Linked DNA regions of Mus musculus: region 1 is linked to region 2. A link is a contact called in ENCODE Hi-C or POLR2A ChIA-PET data. All regions are on one chromosome and are shown on one strand. Each heading gives the region's core, a stretch centred on a gene start or an enhancer-like site at or near the end of the contact. The rest is flanking DNA. Distances are from core to core; before and after follow the strand shown. Region 1 has its middle 30 kb from the start of Gm24867. Region 2 holds the start of Gm41530 (a long non-coding RNA gene).

Region 1 (5,639 bases), core at 1,634-4,133, 46 kb after region 2:
GCTGTCCCGCTCTTAGGACACCCTGAAAGGCATCCCACCCTTGGGAGATGTTGGGAAAACATCTACAAGCACAAATGCTCAAGATCTTAGAAAGTGTGGAGAGATTTTCCAATAACACATACCCAATTTGGTAAATTATAGTACCTTCATAAGGTGGAATGCCATGCCGTAGTTAAGCCTTGCATTGCAAAATAATACTCAGTTGCATGTATCCTTTTTGGTATGTATTAATTACAAATATGTTGACATGGAATACCCACTATAATCACAGTTCTGAAGAAGGCATAGAGCAAAGAGGAGGAACCCAGGGATGACTACTGAAGTCTTACTGGTTCATTTTCTTCACACACTTTTGCTCACATTCAACGTTTTTCTGCAACAAATTCACACCCTAGAAGAATGGGGATGGTGAGTGCATGACGGGAGAGGCAGAGCCTATTGACCTACTTGCTGGCCCATCTTCACCAGTGAGCATCAGTCTCATATCTGGTTTGTGAGGGCCTGGCCTAGCCCGTATGTCACAGTTTGTTTTCCTTGCTGAACTTCTCCTAGAGTCGACTTGTGAATCATGCAAAGCACACATGTGGGGGAAACTTGAGTTCCAAAGCACTCGCCCTTAGTCAGAGGGGGCAAACCCTAGAGCTCAGGAGAGGCTGGCAGCTCACAGCTGTGTGGCCTGTCCATGCCTGAGGGAGCTCCTGCCTTCCACAGGAGAAGGGGCTCAAGCTGAACTCAAGGAAGAAAAAAGGAGCCAAGCACTTACCCGTTTTTTCCCTTTGATTTTTGGATCCTCCGCCCAAGATAAACAGAGTCCCTGCATGTTCCGTGGATTGTCACTCTCTCCTACATCAACTCCAAATTCCCTATCACAACTTTGTAATCAAACCTTCCTCTGCTGTTGCTACAGCTCAGGCCTCCACACAGATGCCCCACGCAGATGCCCCACAGGGTCTGGCGGTCCACAATTGGCTTCTCTGGTGCCCAGTGATGCTATTGTTTATGTCTGCCATCTGTCACTTTGTTACTAAATGGTGTCCTACTGCTGTGAACACCATGCCATTGGTAACTCACTTCCTGATTACTGGACATTTTGTTTCCCATTTGGGATTGTTTCCAGTTTGGTCTGCCTTGTAAATTCCAGAACAAGCCTTTGAGTGGATGCAGATTTCTCTGTTTCCTTGGGCGAGAGGGGGATTGTTAGATTATAGGGAGGATGTATGTTGGGACTGCCGGGCTTTTGGTTTAGGGAGAGAGGGGTCGAACCTGGGTCGAACTGCATGCTAAGTGTTAGGTTGGAACCCCTGCTGGCCCCAGGGTTTCTTCCCTTCCCCCAACCCCTCCCTCACAGGGAAAAAACTCCAGGCTAACAGGCTATCACTCCTTATCTCCAAGTTTCCGGCTAGGCATTCTAGAGTGCCCACCCAGGGTCTCAGTTTTTGACCACATAAGGGCACAATCCCAGCTCCTCGCTGATAAGTTATCAGTTCTCACCTAAGCTCTATAAAACCCCCTGGATGTGTGACTTCACTGACCTCTACCTGTGAACCCACTGAAGAGCTGCCTTCTAATAAACCTGCCTTTAGCTAAGTTTAATCTGCTCTAGTCTGGCCTTTGTGTCACCAAGGGAGAATTAAAAAAAAAAAAAAAAAAGAAGAAGAAAAGAAAAGAAAAAAAGAACCTATCACTAAGTATGTGCTCTACCACCAAGCTACAGTCTTGGCCTTGAGAAGTGAATGTCTGACTTTAGTCCGTGCAGGCTTCTCATCAATGTCACCGTCACCCTAATGATGCTCGCCGCGGCTTTAATTGATACCTCTGTGTTGATGCACGATGCCAAGCATCTTTTATCCTCTTGGTTTCTGTACGGTGTCTTGCCCCGTGATTGTTGGTTTGGAGCGCCTCAGCCTGGATCCAAGTCTTGCAGTCACGTGTCATGCATAGCTTTCCTCTCAGGCTTGCCTTGCCTATTAATTGTCTTGATCTTTTGAGGTTAAAATTTTCATTTTTTGTTTGTGGCCAGCCTGGTCTACAGAGTGGGTTCCAGGACAGCCAGGGCTACACAGAGAAACCCAGTCTCGAAAAAAAAAAAAAAAAAAAAACATTTTTCATGAAATTCAAATTCTATTTATCACCCATCTCTCCCCCCCACTAACCCTCCCACCCAACACCCCTTGTCACCTAATGAAGTCTGTTGGTGTCAAGGTGAATAACACCAGAGATCGTTACATGCCTGGTTTACAAGGATAACCCTCTACACCTAGAATAGTGCTCAGAATTTTTTTCAATAAACACGTGTTAAGTAAGTAAATGAATGAAAGAAGGCTGAGTGAGCAGATGATGGGATGTGTGGATAACTTAGTAACTAAATGAATGAAGCATTATGTGGGAGAAATGCAAATGTAAAAGAATAGATTCCAATCCCATGCGTGCGTGTGCTGCTGGGATGAGCGCAGCAGAAAAGCTAGTGTTGTGGGTGATGCAGAAAAAGAAGAGCAGATGCCAGAGGCTCTAGGTACCTCCTTGGCTTTGCAATGCCCACATTCCAAATGTTTTCATTATTCCATTTATTTCTTTATGACAAAAAAGGTCAAATGTGTTTATCTTCATCCATAGCAAGAAAACATGGGCCACTGCCTTGTCTTGCTGCTAAAGAGTGAAAGAGTTGGCTCACTCTCCATTGCCTCGAGGGAGCCACTAACAAAATATTTGCTTCCCAGCTCCATGACCTTGGCTCTATTAGGACAGAGGCCTTGGGTCCATGGGGAGGAGTGCTTCCACCAGGGAGCAATGACAACAATGACTTCATTCAGCTGGAAGCTAAGATGTCATCTGGCCACTCAGGGGTCCTCATGCATCTGAGTCAACAGGCAAAGAATGGGGGTGGGGGCCTGTGCCGGCTGCAGGGATACTGAGGATGGTGCCAGGGAAGGCTGGGATGCTTTTCCAGCACAGCCAGGAAGAGGAGCCTGGGATGTAGCAGCTAGCTCCCTGCGGGAAGCTCTCACTCTTGCCACAGCCAGGTCTTGAGTTAAAGATTACTGAAAGACTAGACTTTAATTCAGGGGTGCGGCCAATGGCTTAGACCCTTTAGAAGTTCAACAGACAGCCAAGGAAGGTGCCTGGTGAGAGCACAGGGAGCTAACACAGCAGACTGCAGAAGAAGAGAGGGTGTCCTCTATTTACACCAGGAAGAGGGTGTTACCTCAACAAATCTATCATTAGTTGAAAAGATTAAGTCAAAAAATACATTTATCTCAATGGTAGGGTACTTGCCTCTAGTATGTATGAGGGCCTGCCTGTATTCAATACCAACATCAAAATAAATAATGAATAATTCACAAAGCTGGATAGGAAAGTCCATATCTGTAATCATGTGTCTTGGGAGGCTAAGGGAAGAGAATCACGATTTTAAGGCCACCCTGGGCTACTTAATGTTACTATGTGTGGGGATCAGGCTGTGCCCTGCTCTAAATTAGTTCATATGTATAATCTATCCAGGGGCTTTCCAGCTGAGTTGTAGCTAGGTGGCTGACTCCATTTCACGTAGCAGATCTTGCCTTCATTTTGGGTACAAATGCAGACACAATGACTCTGAACCTTGCTCTGCACTGTGTACTAGCACCAACCATGAGACACAGACTGACAAATAATAACCCTACCATCTAAAAGGGTACCACCCTATAAACTTATCATAGCTAGGGTGGGAACATTTGAACACACAATATGTTAAAATCATATCAGAAAAGCCAGGTCCAAGAAACTATCAAACACACCAAACCAACAAGGGCTGTGACACCCTCACCTGGACCCAACTAAGAAAAATAGCACCAGACTGATGGTGACCTAGGGCTATCTGACCACCCGATGTGTGTCTGCTCAGCATGGCTTCCATGCTTCGTGTGGTCCACTTGAACTGTCAAGAGAGGCAATCAAGGGAAATTGCAGCTTATAAATTACAACATCAGAAACCAACATAGCACATGAATTTATTGTAATTCAATAAATTCTGACATTGGAGAAAAACACAAATGCTTCTAAGTTTCCTGGCATAGAACACTCATAATACTTTGTCTCAATAATAATCATAAAATAATAATACACCTAACACACTGAGCACCACGCTTAGCAACGTGTTGACTCATCCTTTGTATCCATGCATGGCTGGCCCCTGCACTGCAAAGCATGATGGGAAGATACCATAGCAAGGATTCCCAACCTTAGAAAAAAGTCCTGAGCACAATTTCCACTGACCATCGAATGAAAATGAGGACAGGAAGTTTTCGGAGTATGGCTGAGGAGGTTATTATTATTATTATCATTATTATTATAGATATGAGGAAGCGAACATGAGAGGGGACCAGGAGAGGGAGAAGAACCAAGAGAATGAGGAGCTAGAGGGCACAGGAAGACCAAGAGAGCACATGGCCAAGATGGCTGAGTTATATAGGAATCAGAAGCTGGGAGAAGGGAAGCAGAGTTCAGAGGAGAGAGGACAGACTGCAGGGGTGAGAAGTCCTGAGAGGAGCCAAGACTCTATTACAGGTACTTGAGACGCTGAAAGAGCCTGGCCCCCAGTGTCCTCTTTGATATCTTAATAGGTACTTCAGCCATTTGTCCTGGGTTTCTTTGACGTTTAACAATCATCAACTTACAACACTTGAAAGTTGACTGGTCACAGTCGCTACAAGCCACTCACAATCTGTAGCTATAAATACTGGTTTGAACCTCAAGACCAGTTGTAGTTGTGGGACTGAACTATTGTGGGACTTCTTCCTGATTTTATTCTTAATGTTTGTACCTACACCACTCTTCTTTCTTCATCTCACCTGAGATGAATTGACAGCAAGCAACTGCTCATGACAGTTTGTGACACATAGGCTGTCAAAGGGAAGAGTGACTCTCAGCCGATGTTCGGTGTGCTCCCAGAAAGCATGGTTAACTGTGTGTTTGGTTATAAGTGATAGAACCATTGTGGGTAGAAGAATGGCTTTGTGGTTGATGCTGACTTGCCAAGGGCAGGCTGTGAGAGCTAACTCATGTGTCATCTAGGTTGGTCAGACACTCTGTAGACGCAGCCAACACTGCGAAAGCAACTACTTCAAATAGCATCCATCATCACCAATCTTCAGGGAGGTGCTTGGATCATCAGTTTGTAGGCACTCAGGCATGAATGGAGAGCTCCCAAGTAAAAACCCTCCATCAACAGGTGTTGCAGCTTGTGACAGTGGTCCAGCCGATCCTGACTGGTGGCCTGCCCTGTAGAACTGCCCATCCCCAACAGCCACATAAACTCATTCCTTGCACTGCATCACATCATCTGTCTACTGACTCCTTTTCTCTTATTGATGGCCGATATTATTTTGTTTCCAGAAATGTAGGAAAACCAAAACGACTAAAAGCTGAGAACGAAGGAAAGAGAGGAGCAATCTATCCTGTGTCATAGCTGCAAAACCATCTACGAGCAGAAAGGGCTCACAGTGTGGCAACTGGCACCACAGAGGTTTAGCCGTGCATGCCTCAGCTGCCCTGTCACAGAGTGTGGGGATTAACAGCATGGAGTCACACGGACCCGAACTTGAACTTCAGGTTCCAGGACTGAAGACAGAAGCATCTCTGGGTGGGAATATTGTTGTGAGTAT
Region 2 (5,387 bases), core at 2,182-4,681:
TTTAATGCAATATATTCAAATTATGGTTTTCTGCCCCCTAACATAATCTCAACTACGAAATTCCATAGAACTATCAAAAGTGGGGCATGTTTCCTCTCAGGCACTGTGATAGCATCTTAGGGTTATTTATCATTGCTGTCATGAAACACCATGACCCAAAGCAAGTTGGGGAGGAAATTTATTTGGGTTACAAGTCTGGAATCACATTCCACTGAGGGAAGCCACAGCAGTAACTGAAACAGGGTAGGAACCTGGAGGCAGGAGCTGATGCTGAGGCCATGGAAGAGTGCTGCTTACTGGTTTGCTCTCTTACTGGTTTGCTCCGTGGCTTGCTCAACTTGCTTTCTTATACAAACCCAGGAGCACCAACCCAAGGGTGATCCCGCCCACAGTGGGCTGGGTCCTCTCCCATCAATAACTAAGAAGTTGGTCTACAGACTTGTCTACTGCCCAGCATTCTCCCAGTTGAGGCTCCCTCCTGCCCAACCCCTCTAGTTTCTGACAATTTGACACAAACCTAGGCAGCACTGATGTGAGAGATAATGGAGAGATATCTGAAACAGATCTCATCAGGTTAATGATAAAGTTGGTGGGGGTGGGGGGAGCGGTGTTCAGAAGCAGTTTGCAAAAAGGTTCCGGGTAAAACAAGGAACTGTGGTACACTCCGAGAGCTGCCTACAGAGAATAGAGAATAAGAGAATAAAAGCTTGGCTGACTCCCTGACTGTCTTAGTGAGAGTCCATCTGCACCGGAGGTTGGGGGAGGGGGAGGGGGCGGGGGCGGGGGGGGGGGCAAGGGGCGGGGAGAGGAGGAGGTGAAGGGCGCTGTCTATTGATTGTTTGCCTGGCCCCTTTCTGACAGAAAGACACAGAAAGACTTACTCTAAGTAAACACAAACGGGCAGGCACAGTCTTTCTGCTATGAGAGCCAGTTGTCAAATGTTTGCTCCTGCAGAATCCATGCCCTCCCCCCGCCCCACCCCCCATCAGTCTTCCTGACTGATCTAAAAATAAATTTCCTGGTACCAGGGCAGGGAGTAACCCGAGCCCAGTTTCGAGGATGGGGTGAAGGAGCCATTGTCTGGCGTTGGACATCTTCCAGAGAGAAACAGACCTGTCCCGCTCTCCATGATGCTCTGGGCTGGACAGACCACAGGCTGTGTAGTAACGAGGGAAAGGGAATGTTAGATGACCCATAGCTGTGTGGGAGATGGCCCATTGAGGACACTGTATTTCTTTAATCAGCGGCCACTATGTGAGCGGCCAGGCTGTCTTTTGAAGTGGACACCACAGGAAACCACTCCTCACAGCAGGGCCAGCCCAGGGCTGACAGCATCAGTGGAATCTCCCAGGGCCAGTGTGTGAGTCGCCAGATAGCCAGTTTTATTTCTGGGTTTCCAAACAAAATTGTATTACCCGGTTATTGTTTTTCACCATATTTACTGTCCAAATTCTAGAGCGGTTTGTTTAAAGAAGAAAGTCGTTTCGAGGTGCGGAGCTGACGCTGCAGAGGCCAGCCGGGCGAAGTCAGGGAAAGTGTCTTGATGCCAAGGTGTACTGTCACAAAGCCCAAACAGATAGCTCCAAAACACAGCGACTTCTCACCCTGGCAGTAAGTGGGTACTTCCCACAATGCCTTTTGAGGCAGCTCTGTATGGGACCAAGTTGGTTTTTTTTTTTAATTTGTAAAATCATACAAATATATAATTATAACTATATACTAAATAACGCAATAGTAGAATGATTTGATACAGTTTAGCAGAAGAGAAATGGAAAATGTTCAAGTTACAAGGACCCTACCCCTAGGAAAAATTCTTCTTTAAACATCAGTCTTTGTAAGCAGGTCAATGGGACCAGTGTGCTCGGGGATTAGTTGTGGCTAAGTCCTGCTGAACTAAGGGCCAAAGCGGAAACAAAGACTGTCCAGCTTTCATGATGCTATCTCATACACGCCACGCTGCAGTGGTACCTCACACGCTCAGGACATGCCACACACCCTAGTGCTGACACACACACTCCACCATGGTAGAGGGCCTCCACCTATTCACTGCACAAGACTGGCTTCTGGCAGCCATATTGCCAGGTTCATGGATCCACTGGGCATCTGGGTCTCTAATTTTAAATGAGAGCTGCAGCTCTGAGATGTGTCAGTGTGACCTCGCCTCTGCAGCTCAGGCCCTCTTAGCTTCACCTCCTCCAACTCAAATCAGTATGCACTTCAAGCATTATCTCAGCAGGGAGGAGGGAGCCATCATGGGTCTGATAGGCGGGCAGCTGTTTCCCTCTTCCCGGCTCCCTGCTTCTCAGCCAGCCGCTTCTGTCTTCTCTCTGCAGCCTGGAGGGAGACAGTTCCAGCTCTGGCTGTCACCCAGACCCTTACTGTCCTTGAGGACACTGGTGGATGTGACTGAGCTAGAAAGCCTCTCTGCATGTGTGCAGGGAAAGGGGGGCGGGGGGGGGGGGGAATCCTTTCATTCCAAAAATCAACACAATAAACAAAGAAAGCCATGCTGGGAGGAAAAAAGGCAGGTTCACCAAAAGTGGTGAGACAGTGGTCCTCTGCCCAGCCCCATTCAGAAATGGCAGAGCCCTGTTTCTGCAGGGGAGGGGCATGTGGGCACAGAAACCTTCAGGGAAGTGGAACATGGTTCCTGAGAACTCAGTGGGCCCAGAGCACAACTAGTGCTGTGACAAGGTCTGTTGGGCTAGATGCCTGGCTAACAGTGCAGAGCACCCTGGATGGGTCTGAAGGCAGAGATGATGTCTGGAAGGCCCAGTTTCCTCTGTGGTAGGTGTTCAGTTATGGACCACTGTGTTTGTTACAGAAGGCAGGGAAGTGAGCCTAGGTGGCCTGACTCTGGCAGGAAATGGAGCTCTCAGCCAGAAGTCTCACTGTGCACCTCCACATGCTGTTTGTTTCAACTTGATCCAATTGTTCAGCATGAGAAAACATCCCGTAGGGTGTGTTGGGGGGGGGGGTAGTGGAATCCTGCAGGATATTGTTCTCTGAGTCCCACCCGTTGAGCAGCAACAATGGTATACTGTCCTTTTTTCTGCTGAACATTGCTATCAGGTTTCAGTTTGGTCCTTTTGTTTTCTAGGGTAGAGTTAAAAACAACCCTGGTGCGCACACACCGTGGCACAAATCAGAAGCAACACAGCACCTTTCATCCGTCGCCCAATGTCGTGATTCCACGATATCATGAAAACCTCACGTTTGTCCTTGCTCCTGACCTACAGCTCCTGAGGGCCCTAGAATCTCCCAAGTGGAGGTTGGATCTTTTTGCGTACAGGTGGGACGGCTGTGACTGGAGTTGCTCTACAGGATGCGGCAGAGTTACATGGGTGGGACAACGAAGCTGAGAAGAGGGATTATGGCTTGTTTCCTCTAGGGAAGGCTCTAAGGCCGCCCCATAAGTATAAGGTCAGTGAGTTTCAGGCAGCGGGAGGGCAGTGGGTGTGGCAGCTCCACCCCTTCCGGAAGCTCCACCCCTTCCTCCTCTACAGCCTTGTGTGCTTCTAGTACCCTCTTTAACCATCTGAAAAAGCATGTGTCTTGCTGAGTCCCCTGAGCTGCTCCAGGAAATGAACAGACCCTGAATGAAGAGGTGGTGAGGCCCTGGATTACAGCTAACTAATCTGTACGGGTCACAGCTGGGAACCGCCATCGCCTCCTGAACTGGCAATGGTCTTGGAGCCTGCACCCTCGACCTGCAGCATCTGATGCTGCCTCTAGGAAGTCAGGGTTAAAACTGAATTAACAGATACCAGCTGAACTGGTGTCTGAGGGAGACCCCGGTCACGGGTGTGAGACTTTGTTTTCTCCTGTCTGCCTGCCTGCCCCCAGAGCTTACTCAGGAAGGCATTCCCCTTCACTATGTGTTGTGCTCTGGCATTTAGGAACACCCCTCAGAGGATAATGCTCCCCAACTCCTCTTCTGGGTGTCTTGGGCACTTGAAAGCACAACCACTTCCATGATGCTTTGCCATGTCTAGACAGCGATCACTAGAGACAGCTGAGAAAATAAAGATGGCCAGGACATATTTTTGCAAAGTTTGAGGTAGTGTTGGGATATTAAAATCCCATTCCATCTGCATATCTATACAAGCAGAGTTTTGTTCAGCCTGACAAACAGAGGAAGCACCAAGGCATGCCACCGTAGCAGGGTCCTGCAGACATGACAGGGCGTGAAGTAATGAAAGTCACAGCAGAACAATTCCCCGTGACTCCTCTGAAATGAGTTCCCAGAAACAGAAAGTAGATGGTGGGGGCCAGGCTTGGAGGTGGGTGGAGTCAGGGAAGGGGAAGCCTTTGTTTTGTGGGTACAGTCTCACTTTGGGGAACTAGAAAATCCCTGAAGATGGGCAGTTGGTGATAGTGGTTGCCTGGTGAGAATGCTTCCCGCACAGGACTGCATATTTCAAACACTACATGATAGTATTTTATCACACTATCCACACTCCCATCCTCTGTCTGACCAGCATGAGCTCTGCCTTACCACCAAGATTTATCGCTTCACAGTGGATAAGGGAAGGTGGCAAGACATAGCCAACCTTCCTGAAACCCCAGGCCATCAGAGGTGACCATCTACAGAATCTGTCCATGTTCCAGGCAGCTCCATCTGCAAGCCACTAGCCTCAGGAGTCATACCTTCTGTATGAAGTGGCCCTTCCTTCCACTCATTGTCCCAGTAACCTCTGGGATTCCTTGAAGTAGCCACAGATCCTGCATCCAGGGACACCACCCTGTCGCCATGGCAGTATTCTTGTGGCACTTGGTTTCTGATGGTAGCAGAGGTGTGTTGTAAAAGATTCTGGATCTTGGGCTGGAGAAATGGCTCAGTGGTTAAGAACACTGACCGCTCTTCCAGAGGTTCTGAGTTCAAGTCCCAGCAACTGCATGGTGGCTCACAACCATTTATAATAGGATCAGATGCTCAATTCTGGTATGTCTGAAGACAGCTACAATGTACTCACATGAATGAATAAATAAATAAATAAATTTGGACCTTATCACCATAACAGATTTGAGGAGACAGAGAGATTTGCTTTGATTTAAATAATACCCAGCATGCACATGAATGGAAATCTCTCATGGGACTCATTGATGTGTAGGGTAGAAGGGAGGGACACAGGAAGAAGTAATGCCATCTGGCTTCTTTCATAGCATCTTGTCCCTTCCCATGAGCCTCTTTGAGTCTATACTCAAGGGTTTGATTGACATTAGGACTCAGTTTATCCATTGGGCACTTAGGAGTCCACGAGGGTTGGAGTAGAGTGCCTGTTTACTTTGAAGGCAATTTTTCCCTCAGCTTCGCTGGTTAGCAGCGCCTGCTCACATGTGCTGTCACCTTTGCTCGCTTTGTCCACAATGAGCCACCTCTGACC

The links. Hi-C counts contacts between places; a loop is a spot of excess contacts on that map. ChIA-PET counts read pairs that join two places held with the same protein, here RNA polymerase II (POLR2A).
Region 1: a map of T-helper 17 cell shows a loop between it and region 2 (8-fold over the local background). The contact joins two enhancer-like sites. A Hi-C loop is called at or near these places in 1 of 37 maps with a recorded cell type or tissue (T-helper 17 cell). POLR2A ChIA-PET finds 5 or more read pairs at or near these places in 3 of 5 experiments (Patski and embryonic stem cell).

The regions. Positions count from the first base shown.
Region 1 is chr17:13,702,813-13,708,451 of GRCm38, forward strand. No RefSeq gene overlaps it. Among named protein-coding and RNA genes, the nearest start is that of Gm24867, 30 kb to the left of the region's middle. Within about 2 kb of position 2,884, at least 1 of the 3 ENCODE cell types and tissues checked has a DNase peak (open chromatin) inside an H3K27ac peak, as active enhancers do.
Region 2 is chr17:13,655,845-13,661,231 of GRCm38, forward strand. It overlaps Gm41530 (a long non-coding RNA gene), which reads left to right and starts at 2. Exons shown (of 2, transcript XR_876607.3): 1 at 2-3,292. Within about 2 kb of position 3,432, at least 1 of the 3 ENCODE cell types and tissues checked has a DNase peak (open chromatin) inside an H3K27ac peak, as active enhancers do.